4 separate regions of the Homo sapiens genome follow, and regions 2, 3 and 4 are each linked to region 1. The links are chromatin contacts, found by Hi-C or POLR2A ChIA-PET in ENCODE. All regions are on one chromosome and are shown on one strand. Each heading gives the region's core, a stretch centred on a gene start or an enhancer-like site at or near the end of the contact. The rest is flanking DNA. Distances are from core to core; before and after follow the strand shown. Region 1 holds the start of MYO5B (myosin VB). Region 2 has its middle 28 kb from the start of CXXC1. Region 3 holds the start of CXXC1 (CXXC finger protein 1). Region 4 holds the start of CFAP53 (cilia and flagella associated protein 53).

Region 1 (4,470 bases), core at 756-3,255:
CAGGTTCAAGCGATTCTCCTGCCTCAGCCTTCCAAGTAGCTAGGATTACAGGCATGCGCCACCACGCCCAGCTAATTTTTGTACTTTTAGTAGAGACGGGGTTTCACCATGTTAGCCAGGCTGGTCTTGAACTCCTGACTTCAAGTGATCGGCCCACATTGGCCTCCCGAAGTGCTGGGATTATAGGCATGAGCCACCACACCCGGCCAGAACAGCAGCTCTTAAACTTGGCTGCCATTAGAACCATCTGGGAGCTCTTCAGAATCCTTTCACCCAGGGCAACACCCCCCAGACAAGTTAAATCAGAATTTCTGGGAGTGGGAACCAGACATCCACTTGTTTCAAAAGTGATTCTGATGTGCATAAAGTGTTGAGAATCAGAGAATTAAGGAGGTACTGGGCGTAAGTGGAGATAGCTAAATAAGTGAAGCTACTGCTTTAAGAAGTTTAGCAGGAGAGGAAAACACAAAAAGCCAGGGGCCAGTGGAGAGAGGAAGAGTTGCTGGTAGAGAGATGGGACCACTAATGGTGGTGGAGGAAGAGGCCAGGATCTAGGCAGGACTGATGACTTTCTTATTCAAAAAGGGGAGAATCACCTGGAGGCAGAAAGAACAATGAGTACTGGCCCCACACCAGAGTTTATGGTTCAGTAGGTCTGCAGTGGAGCCCAATAACTTGTATTTCTAACAGTTACCAGGTGATGCTGATGGTGGGCGTGGGGGGTGGGGACACACTTTAAGAGCTACAGGAATCCGGGGAAGGGAAATATGCAGAAAAACTTTTGAGGAAGAGAAAAAAATCCCTTTCTGCTCTTGCCACTGATGTGAAGAGTTCCATTTTTAGGTCCAATGAGAGCCGCCCAAGCTTTGGTCAATGCATTTGTCACCCTGGAAGTACCATCCTTTAGACTTTCAGAGGAGCTTTAAAAATTGGGATACCCAGGTCCCATCCTTCATTATATCAGAATTCCTTGGGTTGGGGCCTCTTCCTTGGAACGCTTAAAGCTCCCCATGTGACTCTCATTGTGGAGGTGCCCATGGGAAGGCCTGCACAGGTGAATTACAACGGGATCTTGAGTTCCAGGTGGGATGCCTCTGAGAATCACCTTCTGGGGCTCTTGAACAACTGCCCCGGCTGGTACAGATATATCTTCCGGTTGAGAACCACTTTTCAGGGGCCACCCCTGGGTCAGGGACAGATGTCAGCTTCAGAAGGGAGTGTCTCCTCTGACAGCCCCTCGTCTCCCTCCACAGACTTCTGGCAGTTTTTTTTTTTTTTTCTTGGTTGAAATTTCTACTTTTCACTGGAAGTAGGAGAGGAGCTGAAGTTGCTGCAGGCAGCCAAGTGCCATGGTCAGAGAGGGAACACAAATAAACGAGGTAGTGAGTGGCAAAAGGACCCGGAGTCTGCATGTAGACGAGACGGGGGTTGGGAGAACGTGAGACTTCCCGGAAAAGCAGAAGCCCTCTGAGATGAGTGGCCTGGAGTCTCCTTGGAGGCTGTGGGCGAAAGTGGACAATATTTGTACAGAAGGAGTTACGACTCCCACTTTACTGACAAGGATTTCCGCGCAGAGAGTTCAGTTTGAAGGAGAAGATCCCTGGTGTATGTATATCCAGGTCGCCTTAATAACGATCTACGAGTAACTGAATTTTAATCATGAAAGCGCTGAATACAGCCAGGTAAAATCGAGGGCAATGTCTGGGGCCTTCCAGCCATAGACGCTTCTCTTTTTTCCCCCCTCTCTGGTTAGTTCCTCTTCCCTTTTCTTGTCTGCACCGCGTTCATGCCGGACTCCGCGGGGCCCGGTGCGGGTGGAAGCGGAGCGCGGCAGGGCAGGTGCGGGCGCCGGGGCGCACCTGTGCCTGCGCGCGCGCGGCGTCCAGCAGGGGGCGGCCCGCGCCGGTCCCGGAGCTCCTCTCTGAGCGCCCCGCCCCCGGCCCGGAGGCCCAGGTGGCAGCGGGGGCGCGGGAGGGCGCGTCGGGCCGGGCACCGGCAGGGCTCAGAGGCGCGGCGGCGCACGGGCCGTCCGCTCTGACGCGAGCGGGTCCTCCCTCCTCGCCGGCCCTCGCCTCCTCCCCACACCTGGGAGGGGAGTGGTGCGGCGCGGCCTCCTCCCCCGGCGCTCGCAACTCCTGTCCGGCCGTAGCTGCGCCGCCGCGGCGGGAGTAAAGGTCGCGCCGCCGGGAGCGAGCCGGCCGCGGCGCCTGCGGGAAGCCGGCGGGGCAGGTCGGAGAAGAGCGAGAAGATCGAGAAACTCCAGGCCAGCCCGGGAACATGGCGCCAGGCGGGCCAGCCGCGGACTGAGAGCCGCGGGGCAGCCAGGAGCCGGGGCCCGAGCCCCGCCCGGCCCGGGCCATGTCGGTGGGCGAGCTCTACAGCCAGGTGAGCGCGGCCGCGAGGGAGGCGCCCCGGGGCCGGGGTGGCGCGCTCGGGGCCACCTAGTACTCAGGGTCGCCTTCTCCCTCGGCTACTGGAGGCGGGAGGTGACGGGAGACCCCCCTCCGCGGTGTCCTCCTCGTCACTGTCCTCGGAGTCCCTAACTTCGGTTGGCGGAGAAAGTTTGGCGGTTCCGGGAACGCCCGCACTGACCGGCCACCCGGCTCCTAGAGGTTCCGCAGCGCCACGGCTCAGCACCAAGCCAGGGCTGTCGCCCCCTCCCCGCCGCGCCCCTCACTTTCGTTGCCTGGGCTCGGCTCCAACCGAGTTCCCCGAACGGCAGGGCGACCCTGCCAGCTCTGAGCGCCGTGCGCGGGACGGGCCCCCGCGGTGCTCCCGCTGCTGTCCCCTGTCCCCGCCGTGGACCCCACCCCAGGGGCTCTGCGGCGCCGGCTCTCGAGGGCGCGCCTCCGAGGCGTCCTTTCCTCCCGCATACCCACAACAGGGAACCCTGGACTTGGGAGAGGTGGGGGTTCTGGACTTGGTGGAGAGGGAGGAGACAACCTGGCGTGAGGGCGCGGCGGCTGGATGGAGTGAGGGTAAGCAATGGGTAGAGGGGTGCGCCGTTATCTCCGGAGACCCCAGGGAAGAGCATTGTGAATTTGCTGGGGATGGATGTTTTGACGCGGCCTCTTTGGTACAAAGAGGGCTTCAGTGACTGCGGGGAGGGGGTTGGAGTAAAGTCGAACCGGGAGCAGGGTGTGAGTTTCAGGATGCCTTCAAGGTCAGAAGGGATGTGTGAGGCTGGGTGCTCCGAATCGGGAACAGGTGCAGCCCGGGCGGAGACGCCCGCGTTCCGCAGCAGTTGCTGTGGTTAAAGTTAGGGACAAGCCACCGCTTCCAGGGGAGCTCGCGGCAGCGCTGCAGCCGCCCGGGACCCCTCGAGTTTCAACCTGGAGTCAGTAGTGAGAGGGGCAAAGGCCTTTTCTTCACATGTGCCCTATGCACCTTTAAGAAAACAAGTTTTGGATAGTCCAATGCCTGGTTTTCCTGTTCGTCTTCTTGGGTGGCCAAAACACGTTTAACAGTGCCTATGCACACGCCTCCATGCAGAGTTGTGTGTGCGTGTGGTGTCCACGCGCGTTGCGTGGGTATGCGATTCCCGGGACACCCGCCCGGGCCAACAGGTCTGGGCTGGGTAGGAACAGTCACTTCCGCGTCCTTACCTGGCGATCACACGCGGCTGTCTAGCCCATGTGGGAGCCCTTCGGCTCCGTGGGCTGGCCACCCTTCTAAGTTTGAGGAATTATTCAACTCTCCCATTCCTCCTGGAGGGGAGCAGGGCCGGGATGAGTTCATGCTCAGGAAGGTGGCCGCGGAGGCTGTCACCTGGCTGGGGGTGGGGCCGCAGCAGCCTCAAATACAGCTTCCGAGCCCACCAGGGGCCACCTGTGCAGCGATCAGGGATGGGCGACGGCCTCTGGGGGAGGAGGGGAGGAGGTGGGAGCCAGGGCGTGAACTCTGTGACAGTCCTGGCCCTGGAACGGCACCCCACCCCTCTTAGCTGTGGAGGTATTGGGAGGATCCCTAAAAGCTCAGCTTTCAGTTCTTTCACTGAAGCCGGTTAGGTTTTCAGGAGCTGGGACTGGAGGCTGGAAGCCAGTGAGGCAGGGGAAAAATCTGAACTGGAGTGCTCAAAGAGCCGAAGCTTTGTTACATTAAAGTGCATGGAGATACAACTTGTGCTCCTAAGTAAAAGGAGTGACTCAACTGAATATACCTACAATGTGTCAAAGTCCTTTGTCAGGCAATATTGAATTGCTGTATTATATGAGGGGGAAAGTTTGTGGGGGAAAAATGGAGTTAAAAGATTAAAAATATAAACTTTATTTCTCAACACAGTTTCCATCAAGTTCAAGACACTTTTTTAAGTTATACCAGCCACTTAGTTCGTCCCTAAAGAACTGAGGGTCCTGGGAATTTAACCATGTCAATGCAGTCTCTTTTACATTATTAACTGGAAAAGATGCAGGTCATTTAGTTCAAGATTAGGACACAAAGTCAGAAGGAGCCAAATCAGGACTGTGAGGT
Region 2 (4,470 bases), core at 1,470-3,969, 120 kb before region 1:
TTTAGTTCAGACGAATGAAAATATTGGAACCTGATGATTCAATGTCTTACTCTGTTTATGTTGCTATCAAGGAATACCTGAGGTTCAGTAATTTACATAGGAAGGAGGTTTATTTGGCTCACAGTTCTGCAGCCTGTACAAGAAGCATGGCACCAGCATCTGCTTCTGGCAAGGAATTCAGGCTGCTTCCACTCATGGTGGAAGAGGAAGGGGAGCTGGTGTGTGCAGATCACATGGTGGGAAAGGAATTGAGAGAGAGAGGAGGAGGTACCAGGCTCTTCTCTACAACCAGTTCTCATGTGAACTAAAAGTGAGAACTCACTCACTCCTGCAAGAAAGGCACCAAGACATTAAGGGATCTGTCCCCAGCATCCAAGTACCTTTCACCAGGCCCCATCTCCAACACTGGGGATAAAATTTCAACATGAGACTTGGCAGGGCCAAATAAATTATAACATATCCCAACCGGCTTGGTGGCGGGTGCCTGTAATCCCAACTACTCGGGAGACTGAGGCAGGAGAATCGCTTGAACCCGAGGGGCAGAGGTTGCAGTGAGCCGAGATCACACCACTGCACTCCAGCCTGGACAACAGAGCGAGACTCTGTCTCAAAAACAACAACAAAAGAACAAAAAACAAACAAACAAAAAAACATATCCAACCGTAATATTCAATTTCTCTTTGCTTTGTTTTTCATTTATTAATTTGAGTTCAATGCTGCTTTCTCAGGTATTACTGCATAAAGTAGTCCATTATACTGAATATTGTTTTGGCTAATATTTCTTTGCCCAGTTTTATTATCTTTTGAATATCAAAATTCTTTTATGTTAAAATGTTAATATCCTCAATATATTTTCTCTGATCTTGATTTATAATTTTCATAATTTTTTCACCTGGCCCTTCTGAGATCTTATGATCTTGATTCTTTTATTTTGTTCAGTTCCACTCTTAGCATGGCAATTTCATTCTGTAATATGTCCTTTTTGTACAATAGATATTTTTCCTTTTCCTTGCCTTCAGAAATCTCAGAATTCTTAACGTTTTAAGTGGATAATTTCTATTTCTTTCTGCTTGCAAAGTGATGGCTGAAAATTTCATTCTGGTAGTTTTAAAAAATGGCCTCAAACTCTTTGAATCCCTTCCCATCAAGAGGTTGGTCTGTTTCTCTTCACCTTGAATGTTCGTGAGTTTCTGACTGCTTTGACCACTGAGTATAGTAGAAGTGATGCTATGTGACTTCCAATGCTAGCTCATAAGAGGCTATACAGCTTTTGACTTGCTCACACATACACACAGTAGCCCTAAGCCGCCATATAAAACTATGACTACTCCAAAGTCACTATGCTGTGATGAAGTCCAATCTACATTGAGAGGCCATATGTAACTCTTGTCATTGACAGCACACACTTTACTGTGTCATTAAAGCACACACTTTACTGGTCATTATAGCACAGGGACCAGACATAAGTGGAGAAGCAACTAGGTGATTCAGGCCTAAGCCATAGGAGTCATGCCCAGCAATTTGTCTTCCCAGATGAAACTTCAGATTTCCAGTGATTTTAGCACTGTTGTCAAAAATCAATTGACCGTAGATGTATGGGTTTATTTCTGGACTCTCAATTTATTCCATTAATCTATATGTCCAGCCTGATGCCATTACCACACTGTTTTGATACATACAGCTTTTTTTTTTTTTTTTTTTTTGAGACAGAGTCTCATTCTGTTGCCCCGGCTGGAGTGGAGTGGTGCGATCTTGGCTCACTACAGTATCCACCTCCCAGGTTCAAGTGATTCTCCTGCCTCAGCCTCCTGAGTAGCTGGGATTACAGGCACCCGCCATCACACTCAGTAGTTTTTTCTATTTTTAGTAGAGATGGGGTTTCACCATGTTGGCCAGGCTGGTCTTGAACTCCTGACCTCAGGTGATCTGCCCACCTCGTCCTCCCAAAGTGCTGGGATTACAGGCATGAGCCACCACACCCGGCCTGCTAGTACTCTTTTTCTGAGTACTCTTTTCCTCTGCCTTCATGAAAATATCTTTCACATCACTAAAAACAAGGCTGTACTCAGGTTTGTATATAAAAGTATTTTCAAATTAATTAATTAATTGAAACATTTATCAAGTGTTGCATCAATTTACTTAATCTTGAGGGTAATTAATTGCTTGAAAGGAATTATGATGTCTAATGTTTGCATAAAGTCTCTCATTATAGGATCTATTCTTGTTATATAATCAGACCCAGCTAAAGAGAAAGAAGGCAATTATCTCAGAAACTCTGCAGGAAACTTATTAAATGGGCTCATACCAATGAGGCAGGGAACTTAACTTCTGTCTTTTGACAATTTCAATGTACCACACAATTTTAATATTGAGACTACAACAGTGAAACGAATAAACTTGTGAAGAAATAAAGCCACCTGTGGGAACAGATATTTCACAAGGTGCAGCAAAAACTGCCTTAAATGAACAAGCAAATGTTGTTGGTACATGTTCTTCTAGAATAATGACATATACCTAAGTGTGAAAAGGCAATGCTGCAGCAAAAATTTGTGTTTCTCTAGTGTTCCTTCCATTCAGGTAATATAGGGGGAGGAGAGAAGGCTTGCTATGATTAGTTGACTCTATTCTTGCCTAACTGCTTAACACAGTATCTCCGTGTGGTGTCCTTGCTTGAGTACACATGTGTGGTTTCCTCCTGCCAATTTCTGAAAGCATTTGTAAGGTTTCAGTAACCTAGCCCTTAATGTACGAAAAATAATGACCAATTACTTACTGAGCTCCACTGAATAAGTCTACTTATTGCAGACTAAGTGTCTACATTCCTTGTCTCTAATTCTGTCATCAATCTTATAAGACAGAGATTCACCCCATATTACAGATGGGGAAACTGAGGTTCAGAAATGTTGCATTATCAGACCAAGGTTCCACATCTGACAAATGGTAAAGTCAGAATTTGAATGGAGGAGTCAGTTTCCCTGGCTCCAGTGCTTGTGTTTCATCTGTGACGTCATGATGCTGCCGCCCAGCTGCACTCCCAGACATCCCCTCGTTTCACAGACTTTTAATGACTCTCAAATAGTCACTCTTAATTTGAATCTTTTCTGTTCATTCTAGATCTTTAATAATTCTGACTTTGAAAAAAGATTAGGTAAATACACAGCTGCACCACACTTGTCCACCATCTGGAAAAAAAATGCCATGCTCTGAGAAATTTTAACGTAAGATTCTTAACACAGAAACACAATTTAATTGACATAATGAACTTCAAGAATAAAAAGATATTTGTGCAAGCTTTAAAGCAAGAAAGAAAAAATATCATGCACAATAGAAAAATCAGGCTAGTCAAAAATTTCTTCACAGCAATATTTCTGCTCAATATTTTACTTGAAAGACTTCAAACTTGCAGAAAAATGGAATACTGCTACTACATAGAACACCAAGATTTACCAACTAATATTTTCCTCATTTGTTTATCTCTATCTATGTATGGATTAATCACTTTTTTATTTTTGTATTCTCATTTTCTTTGAAAATTTTGTTCTCAACCATTTGAAGTTAGGATGCAAATATCACAACACTTCACATTTTTGTTGAAATGTTTCTACTTATGGGAAGATGAAATGTCCAACCCAAACAATGAATGAAAGATATCTTAAATTCTGACTACCTATAATGTGAGCTGGATGCCAGAGAGGCTCAGAGGTAATTGGAAATTAGAGCATTGGCCTCTTATTTAAACAATATAGGTGAATCAATGTAGGAGCTTTATGGTAGGAAATTTCTCCAATATTTAGTAATAAGAGATTTATAAGACTTGAAAGCATGAGTTAATCTATTTGAAGAAAAAGGAGTACATATCTCAGTCAGAATTCCAGCAAAATGTGCAGATAGTATTTAGGGAAAGCAATAAGCAATAGTAGGTTCCCTACAGTTTGCAACACCAGGGAACTATTACTACATCTAGCCTGGAAGGCAATGTTTATGGAAACCTATTGAGAACAGCTGTATGGGAGAGGGCCATCTGAGAGGAGCTGTGAAATTTGCTAGGGTACTTGGTAACCCATAGAGAATCGACAGGGAAAGATCTGGGACAGTAAGCACCCTCCCTCATTCACTTCCCAGGACAGCAACCACCCTCCCTCATTCACCTCCCAGTCTCTAGGTCTCCTGGTGATCCTCCCCAGTGATTAAACCAGCTGTAAGCCAAAAGTCAAAGGCTACTCATGAAACAGTCCACAAAGGTCAGCCCTCTGAGGCAGAGAGTACGGTGGCAAAAGGTAAACAGTGCATTTGTTGGACAAAAATGAAAGACAAAATTGTTAGACAAAATTATCTGCATATACTTTCTACCTACCATTCCCATTTTGGTAGAATAATTTTTACAACACAGACATAGTTACACACACACAAACAATTGTAACTGAGTACTATATATAGGTTACATAATTATATTTATAATATAAAGCTATT
Region 3 (4,470 bases), core at 574-3,073, 93 kb before region 1:
AATTACAAAGTAATTCTACTTTTAGAATTTTATCTCTAAGGAGAGTCAACTAAGAAGAGGCAAGAGACCAAGCTGCAATGCAGGAGTTTATTGGGGCATTAGGAACTGCAATTCAGGAGACACAGATTCAGCTCGAAGTCAAATTGTACTCCAAAGATAGGAAGGGGAGAAGGAGTTTTTAAGAAAAAGAAAAAGGAAGCTAAGGGTGATTACACAAGTTCTTTTAAAGAAATTATTATTGGTGGAGGCGGCTGGCTGGCATCAGTCCATAGTTCATTGGTTGTTGTTCAGGAGACGCAGCACTAGTGAAATATAGCTGGTTTCCAGGACTGTGTGGTCATTGCAGTTTGGACCAATTCAAAGGTTCGAGGCAAGTTCCTGTTGTGTTTTAATTTTGTTTTGTTTGTTTTCCTTTTTGCAAGTTTGCAGGGAGTCCATAGAATGGCTTCCAGGCGGGCCAGGCACGCGGTGGTTCACGCCTGTAATCCCGGCACTTTGGGAGGCCGAGGCGGGCGGATCACCTGAGGTCGGGAGATCCAGACCATCCTGGCCAACACGGTGAAACCCCATCTCTACTAAACATACAAAAAAAATCAGACGGGCATGGTGGTGCATGCTTGTAATCCCAGCTACTCGGAAGGCTGAGGCAGGATAATCGCTTGAACCCGGGAGGCGGAGGTTGCAGTGAGCTGAGATCGCGCCATTGCACTCCAGCCTGGGCAACAAGAGTGAAACTCCGTCTCAAAAAATAAGTAAATAAATAAAAATAAATAAATAAATACATAATAAATAATAAATAAAATAAATAAATAAATAAATAAATAAATAAATAAAGCCTGGCTTCCAGGCTCCATCTTACAGCTGTTAACCAGAGTTACACCTGGTATATCACATTTGTATATTTGTAAATTTGTATATCACATTTCACAAGAAATAATCAGGGATGAGCATACAGATCTATGTTTAAGAATGTTCGTTGCAACTTTATTTAGAATAATATTTGAAAATGTTCTAAATGCTAAACAATAAAGAAATGGATAAGTAAACTGTGTTTAGGCTTATTGTGCAGCTTATAGAACTAAAATAAGATTTGATATTAGTTTAAGAATTGTTTTTAAATAAAAATAAAATAAATAGAAGCCGAACCGTGCCAGGCCTGGCAGAAGAATGACAAGTGGGAGGAGTAAAAGCCGGAAAGAGTGGTGGCAGGTGAAGTCGGAGACGACAGAGGAACTGGTTTCCTCCGCCCCGCAAGGCACACAGCCTGCCGACGCCCCATTAATACATGTGGAAGGGGAAAGAGACTGAATGGAGGAATGAATACAACTTGATCCAGGTCGTGCTTCGGAAGCGGTCACTTTACCTGTGAACCTCTCTGCCTGACAAACGGGCAATGTACGGAATCAACCACCAAGATGGCGGCGCCCGTGAAGAATCCGCAATTAGGTCGCCGTCATATGTCGCCTAGGAACGTACGGAATTCGACCCACGTACGGAATCGGATTCCAAGATGACGGCATCTATGAGGAAGTCACGCAGTAGGTGCAGCCATGTTGCCTGTACGTCGAGGCCGTACAAGCAGCCGCCGTACGGACTCTACTGACAAGGTGGCGGCGCCCTCGGGAAAGCCACATTAGAGCGCGGCCATGTTCCCGGCGAACATATGGATTCGGCCACCATACGGATACGATAAGCAAGATGGCGGCGCCTGAGGGGTCTTGGGGGCTCTAGGCCGGCCACCTACTGGTTTGCAGCGGAGACGACGCATGGGGCCTGCGCAATAGGAGTACGCTGCCTGGGAGGCGTGACTAGAAGCGGAAGTAGTTGTGGGCGCCTTTGCAACCGCCTGGGACGCCGCCGAGTGGTCTGTGCAGGTTCGCGGGTCGCTGGCGGGGGTCGTGAGGGAGTGCGCCGGGAGCGGAGATATGGTAAGTAGCGGGTCCAGGGAGGGGTTCGGCGGTGGAGGTCGGTCGGTTGGCAACAGTGGGGTCTGTCGGCCGACTCAGGGGTCTGTGGTGAGCCATAACCGGAGTCTGTGGACTGAACGGCGGGAGTCTATGGGCAGAATGATGAACCATCTGGGAGTTCTATGGTGAGCCACGGTGGGGGGCTCCTTAATAGAAGTTTAGTGGGGACTCCGTGTGGCAGTTCCGTGGGAAACCATGATCGGGGGTTCTTAGGGCAGAGGGATAAGCGGGTTGTAAGGAGTCACATTGAGTGGTCTGTAGTGAGCCGTGACGAGGAGTCCGTGTCCGGGTATCCGTGGACAGCCGCGACTGGGGGTGGGTGCGGGTGCCAGGTGGGTCTATGAGATAAACAGGGAGGGGTGCGTGGAGAACCGCGATGGGAAGTCCGCAGTGAGTTACGCGGGGTCTGTGAGGCGCCACGATGGAGGGTCGCCATGACCCATTAGCGAGTGTGGACGCAGGGAGCGGGTGTCGGTGGGTGCGTGATGGGAAGTATGGAGCAGAGTAATAGGATGTCAGAGGAAGGGATGGGGGTCAGTGGGGACTGTGATGGAGAGGTTTTTTGGGGGCCCCGATGTGAAATCTGCAGGCAGAGTGGGGATCCCTGCTGACCACGGTGGAGTTGTAATGGGGGGATGAGCCGCCACGGTGGGGGCTGCTTAAGGATCCGTAATGGGGGTGTCCTGCAGGAGGGAGATGGTTCAGACCCAGAGCCTCCAGATGCCGGGGAGGACAGCAAGTCCGAGAATGGGGAGAATGCGCCCATCTACTGCATCTGCCGCAAACCGGACATCAACTGCTTCATGATGTGAGCGCGGGAGAGATGGGCGGGGCTGACACTGGCAGGGTGGGGTGAGGCCGATGGGCCGCGCCCCTCACATCTCCATCGCCTGCCCCATCCTCTGCAGCGGGTGTGACAACTGCAATGAGTGGTTCCATGGGGACTGCATCCGGATCACTGAGAAGATGGCCAAGGCCATCCGGGAGTGGTACTGTCGGGAGTGCAGAGGTGAGGGCCATGGATGGACAGGGAAGGCAGGTGGGGCTTCAAGGGAGGAGGAGGAGCCACAAGGGGGGGTTATGGGGATTAGTGATACACGTCTGTGGTGAGCTGGAATGGGGCTCCATTGTGAGTAATAGAAGATCCCACGGGAAGAGGCAGCTCTGCCCTGGACAGGGGTGCAGAGTAGGTGGGTGGGTCAGTAAGGGAGCGAAGAGGAAGAAAGAGGTTTTGGGACCATTCAAGCCATCCAGTGCTCACTCACTTTGGCCCTACTCTCTGCCCCACAGAGAAAGACCCCAAGCTAGAGATTCGCTATCGGCACAAGAAGTCACGGGAGCGGGATGGCAATGAGCGGGACAGCAGTGAGCCCCGGGATGAGGGTGGAGGGCGCAAGAGGCCTGTCCCTGATCCAGACCTGCAGCGCCGGGCAGGGTCAGGGACAGGGGTTGGGGCCATGCTTGCTCGGGGCTCTGCTTCGCCCCACAAATCCTCTCCGCAGCCCTTGGTGGCCACACCCAGCCAGGTGAGTGGCTGCATAAAGTGAATGGATGTGTAAAGTGGTTCCGTTTCAGCCCTGCCTGGGTCCATGATTTCTGTTCTGGGCCCCCTCCTGCAGCATCACCAGCAGCAGCAGCAGCAGATCAAACGGTCAGCCCGCATGTGTGGTGAGTGTGAGGCATGTCGGCGCACTGAGGACTGTGGTCACTGTGATTTCTGTCGGGACATGAAGAAGTTCGGGGGCCCCAACAAGATCCGGCAGAAGTGCCGGCTGCGCCAGTGCCAGCTGCGGGCCCGGGTGAGCATGGACAGAGCTGGGTAGGGTCAGGTGTGGGAGAGCTGGTGGGTCCATGCATGGTTAGTTAAGTCTAGGCATGGATAAACCAGGTGGGATTGGGCCTGACTGTATCCTGACAGGTGGGAAGGGGCCTGTCATGTCCAGATGAATGGGGCATGACCTGGTATGCTGGGCTGGCAGAACACCCCCACCAACCCTGGGTAGACAGAGTGGGGCCAGGTGTTTTCAGGTGGTCATGCATGTTGGTACAGATCAGGCAGGGCTGAGCATTCCTGGCAATGAGGGGTAGCGGGGAGGTGTGTCTGGGGAGGTAAGGCCAGGCCAGGTGGGTAGGGCTAGGGCAAGGCCGCCCTCCATCCACCTGGGGCTGACCTGGGCCTTCCTCCTGCCGGCACAGGAATCGTACAAGTACTTCCCTTCCTCGGTGAGTCCAGCCCCCCAGGGTGGGGTGGGGCATGCGGGCAGGGCGGTCAGGGCCAGTCCTGAGATTCTGCCCTGCAGCTCTCACCAGTGACGCCCTCAGAGTCCCTGCCAAGGCCCCGCCGGCCACTGCCCACCCAACAGCAGCCACAGCCATCACAGAAGTTAGGGCGCATCCGTGAAGATGAGGGGGCAGTGGCGTCATCAACAGTCAAGGAGCCTCCTGAGGCTACAGCCACACCTGAGCCACTCTCAGATGAGGACCTACCTCTGGATCCTGACCT
Region 4 (4,470 bases), core at 640-3,139, 71 kb before region 1:
CGGGGCTCGACGACCTAGGACGTTCGAGTGCGGCCGGGTGTCGCCAAGGGTCGGTTTACCCCATCGCCTCAGAAATTCCGACGAGGCCCTTTGGGCTGCACAACCTTGGGAATCCCCAACGGGCGGCCCCGAATCTGCGCCGATTTTCCCAAGCCGTACTTCGGGCCCAAGGCGTTTTCATTGCCGCCTTCCCGGAGGATGTGTGGTGGGGGTGGTTCCGCCCGGACCGACGGGCGGGCCCGGAGCCCGTTGGACTCGAAGATCAAAGAACCGCCCCTCTGGACACTCCAGGAAACCGAGACGACCACCTAATTTGTTTGTTTTCTGTTTCAGGCCACGTAAACTCTTAGTAAATGCAAATGCGTATTTTACTGAACTGCAATTGAAAGAACCGTTATAGAAAAGAACACAAAATGACAGAATTATTAAAAGAGAAGAAAAACATTATTTCGTGGCTGAAAAGCTGAACCAGCAATTCAGGAAATGGAATTCGTATTTAGAAACATACCACATACAAAATCCGAAGTGGGTGGTTTACAAATGATTAAGGAATGCTAATTTACAGTAAATTGCGTCCTTAAGAGGGCATACACATTAGTTGTACTTATTATATGTCAGTTTGACGTAGGTACTGATTTGTTGCATGTGCTCACAAGTGTTCTATGCTCACCCCCACTTTAGAATGGGAGTATCACAGTGTCATTCTTAATTGGCTTTTAGGTATTACCACCTTGCTCTTGACTGGAAATGCAACTGTGGTTACCACCTGTGCTGCAGGTCCGTCCTGGTTCCCTGATTTGTGTTTCCTGTTCTGCCTGGATCCTGATTCTCAGAAACCAGTTACTGGACTTCTGATCCACATCCTGACCCTGGTCCACTGTGACCCTCAGACTCTTAATTATGCTCCACCAGGTCGTGCCACTGCCCCACTAGTCCATTTGATCTGCCCCCATCCTAGGATATCCTGAGTCTAAGCCCTGGTTTCTGCCAATGGCAAATAGGAAGATTTTATTAACAGGTTTTAAAAAATTATTATTATTACTGGTTATTTGGTTTGACAAGGCACTTAGGCTCCCTGAGCTTTGCCTTAGCTGGAAAATAAGGATAGTATTACTTGCTATTCTATCAACCCTGTAAGATATTTGCGGCCACGCGCGGTAGCGCACCCTGTAATTCCAACACTTTGGGAGGCCGGCGGGAGGGGCAGTGGGGAGGATCGCTTGAACCCAGGAGCAGGAGTTCCAGCCTGAGCAACATAGCGGGACCCCCTGTCTCTTCAAAATTTGTTTTTAAATTAGCAGGGCGTGGTGGCGCAGGCTTTGTAGTCCCAGATACTCTGGAGGCTGAGGCCCAGGAGGACGAGGCTGCAGGGAGCCATGATCACGCCACTGCACTCCACCCTGGGCGACAGAGCGAGACCTTGTCTCAGAAAAAATCTGTGAGGTTAAAAGGCTGTGTGTGTGAAAATATCTTGGAAATTGTAAAGAACTACACAAATATAAGGTTTTCCTGTGATTATTACCGTCATCAAGATTAACCTACAGATAGTGCAAAATTTAAGCTTCCCAAAAAATGTTCGCTAACCTTTTTCATACTTTTAGACCATTACAAGATATAAATAGCAAAGTCAACTGGAATTGTAATTAGAGCTTTGATTTTTCTTGGGCTAGAGGTTTTTTCTGCCATTCTGATGAACCCTGGAGGAAGGGAGCAAGGTCGGCGGGATTTGGCCGAGGGGCGGGGTGAGGACTGCGCAGGCTCAGCTTCTCAGCTGGAAGAGGAAGTCCCGAGTGCAGGCGTCTGCGGCCCCCATGGTGACCAGACCGACTTCCGCCCGACCCGCCCACCTCTACCGGCCCCTAATCCCGCGAGGCGCACCATGGCAACCAGACTTCTGCGTCGCGGAAGCGGGTCCCGCAGGTCGCCACGGTTGGGGGAAACGCGGCGGACGCCGCCCCCGTCCCGAAGGGGACTCGAAAATGTACAGCCAGCGGTTTGGCACCGTACAGCGGGAGGTTAAGGGCCCCACCCCCAAAGTGGTGATCGTGGTAAGCACAGGATATGTCTGCCAGACCCTACAGCTTTCTCCATCTCTCCGCACTCCAGGCCTGGCCTATCCCACTTCGGCCCCCACCCGGGGCCTTCTCGAGGGGAACGGGTGTCGCCTGATGCAGTGGGTTGAATTTTGAAAGAAGGAAGATAAGGTCGCTCACCTATCTACCCCACCTCTCACCCACTCATCTCCCTCTGTTTTCATCCTTACAGCCTTTCATCTGCCCCCAAAGTTATAATATTTAGGTTCTGTTTTTGGAGAATCACCACTAGGGATCTTAGGGTTTTTCAGTCTCCAAGACACCGGAAGGATGTCTGTCCCCCATGCAGTGGCGAGTGTGTGTTATGGAAAGGGCACCCGGCCCAGAGACAGATCTGGGGGCAGGGCGGGCCTATGATTTGGAGCTGGTCTTTCACTCCTAGGAAAATCGTCTGAGGAAGGGGAATTAGGTTGTGAGTGGTTATAGCACCCAACGCCTTTCCTGTGCCAACTCAACCAGTAACCATTGCTGGACAGAAGTGTCCCTTCAGACCTGGGAAAAACTCAGGTGCCTGCCTCTAAGGCTGGAGTGGTAGTAGGCCAGGAAAATGTGCTTGCTGCAGAATTTGATGGTTCCTGCTGAGAACCTCAGACACTATTGGTCCATACATGTAGATTTTTTTGTTTCTACAAATTAGTTTCTACCCACCAGAAAACTAACATGTAGGCAGAGTTATTGCTTGAGCCCCTGCTGTGTGCGCAGTATTGTGGGAGATACAGGGGTGGATACAATGATCCTGGAAGGTTAACTCTTTATTGAAGCCTGAGCCCTCCCTTCAAGGAGCTTATACAAGTCAAGTATCCCTTATCTGAAATGCTTGGGACCAGAGATGTCTAGGATTTCAGATTTTTTTTTTGGATTTTGGAATACTTGCATATACATAATGCAATATCTTGGGGAGGGGACCCAAGTCTAAACACAGAATTTATTTATATTTCATTACCTCGAAGGTAATTTTATTTTCCCCTTGGGGATGCTGAATAAATATGTGTTGTTTGCTTGTGTTTTGACTGTGACCCCTTACATGAGGTCAGGTGTGAAATTTTCCACTTATGTCATCATGTGGGTGCTCAAAAAGCTTCAGATTTTGGAGCATTTCAGATTTCAGATTTTCAAATTAGGGGTGCTCAACTTGTAATCCAATTGCAAAAAAAAACTTAGGTAGAATGAAACCACTAAAGGTTAGCACGGTAAATAATGATGTGCTATATTGTCTGTGATGTCAGTTGATGGATGAAAGATCAGTGATACAGTTTTATTATGCTCCACAGTGCACATAGCAAACTTCAGTCAACCTATAGACCTGCTCCTTCTTTAGGTCCAAGTACTGTAAGATCTGGAGCTGGAAAGCAGTAGATGGGACACATAAGTAGGCTGTAGGGTTCAAGGTGATAATTATAAACACACTTCATGAAGGACAGAAGATCTACTTTGGGTTCTGTATCCAAACACTGGGCTCAGGGGCTGAGCCATTGTTGGGTGCTATTACTTGTGTTGGGAACCAATAAGGAACAGAAAACAAACAAAAACACTAAACCAGAGAAGCGGGCTTATTGAATACTTTGCACCTAAGAAGAATTAAGAGGAAAAGGAGGAGGTTAGAGTTGGTGCATCTGCTCCTCCGGTGTCTGAGTGTGATAAGAAAGATAGATGTTAGAGGTAGCAGAATTGTGTTGCAAGAATTAAAGCCACCAGCAGATGAGACTTGGACCCTAAACAATTCCCCAGGAGAAACCTGTGAAAAATTTAATGTCTGAAGTAATGGGACATCAAAAGGAGCAGCTATTTGATGAGTGTCTCCTAGGAATCCATTAGGAGGATACTTATTTTGCTCATTTGACAGGTGAGAAAACTAAGATTCAAAGAGATTAAGTAACTTGCTCCATTCAATTAGTAATGGACAGAGGCCAGAATCAAACCTAGGATGTAAAGCATTGTTCTTTAAGACAACCGAACTGTAAATTGTAATCCTAATAACTATAACTGGAGATGCTACAATAACAGCCTTCAGTGACCTTGAAAACCCACAGTAGTTAGTAAAATATCCTGTGTTTTCCTGACTTTAGCATGGTTTAGAGCTGTGATGTCCAATAGGTAGCCACTAGTCACACATAGCATTTGAGCACTTGAAATGTGCCTAGAGTCACATATTGACAAGATAACATCTTGGATATATTGGTTAAATAAAATATACTATCAAAATTAACTTCCCCTGTTTCTTTTTACTTTTTTAAATGCAGCCACTTGAAAATTTAGAATTACATATCTGTTTTGCATTATATTTATATTGAACAGTACAGACTTTGAACAATACCACGACTGTGCTGGGATTGGCATCACCTTTTTTGAGAACTCCAGGTCATACCCCTAACTTATC

The links. Hi-C counts contacts between places; a loop is a spot of excess contacts on that map. ChIA-PET counts read pairs that join two places held with the same protein, here RNA polymerase II (POLR2A). Pooled maps may share reads with other maps.
Region 2: a loop to region 1 is called in a map with no recorded cell type, with 2.2 times the contacts of the local background. The contact joins the enhancer-like site here to the promoter of MYO5B in region 1. A Hi-C loop is called at or near these places in 1 of 37 single-sample maps with no recorded cell type and 2 of 50 pooled maps. POLR2A ChIA-PET finds 5 or more read pairs at or near these places in 1 of 52 experiments (GM12878).
Region 3: a loop to region 1 is called in a pooled map, with 2.5 times the contacts of the local background. The contact joins the promoter of CXXC1 here to the promoter of MYO5B in region 1. A Hi-C loop is called at or near these places in 6 of 50 pooled maps. POLR2A ChIA-PET finds 5 or more read pairs at or near these places in 2 of 52 experiments (MCF 10A and activated CD4-positive, alpha-beta T cell).
Region 4: a loop to region 1 is called in a map of B cell, with 11 times the contacts of the local background. The contact joins the promoter of CFAP53 here to the promoter of MYO5B in region 1. A Hi-C loop is called at or near these places in 2 of 168 maps with a recorded cell type or tissue (B cell and GM11168), 4 of 37 single-sample maps with no recorded cell type and 9 of 50 pooled maps. POLR2A ChIA-PET finds 5 or more read pairs at or near these places in 3 of 52 experiments (MCF 10A, OCI-LY7 and SK-N-SH).

Annotation. Positions count from the first base shown.
Region 1 is chr18:50,192,682-50,197,151 of GRCh38, reverse strand. It overlaps MYO5B (myosin VB), which reads left to right and starts at 2,005. Exons shown (of 40, transcript NM_001080467.3): 1 at 2,005-2,385. The coding sequence starts at 2,359. RefSeq lists silencers at 1,791-2,030, 2,091-2,330.
Region 2 is chr18:50,313,825-50,318,294 of GRCh38, reverse strand. No RefSeq gene overlaps it. Among named protein-coding and RNA genes, the nearest start is that of CXXC1, 28 kb to the right of the region's middle. Within about 2 kb of position 2,719, at least 3 of the 41 ENCODE cell types and tissues checked have a DNase peak (open chromatin) inside an H3K27ac peak, as active enhancers do; they include GM12878, where a contact is called at or near this core.
Region 3 is chr18:50,285,045-50,289,514 of GRCh38, reverse strand. CXXC1 (CXXC finger protein 1) reads left to right here and starts at 1,823. Exons shown (of 15, transcript NM_014593.4): 1 at 1,823-1,928; 2 at 2,657-2,775; 3 at 2,876-2,976; 4 at 3,258-3,493; 5 at 3,587-3,766; 6 at 4,164-4,190; 7 at 4,268-4,470. The coding sequence starts at 1,926. RefSeq lists enhancers at 1,400-1,769, 1,880-1,969, 2,090-2,209, 3,030-3,079.
Region 4 is chr18:50,263,914-50,268,383 of GRCh38, reverse strand. CFAP53 (cilia and flagella associated protein 53) reads left to right here and starts at 1,889. Exons shown (of 8, transcript NM_145020.5): 1 at 1,889-2,048. The coding sequence starts at 1,980. It also overlaps a transcript of MBD1 not described here. RefSeq lists enhancers at 108-297, 1,924-1,993, 2,164-2,293, 1,640-2,485.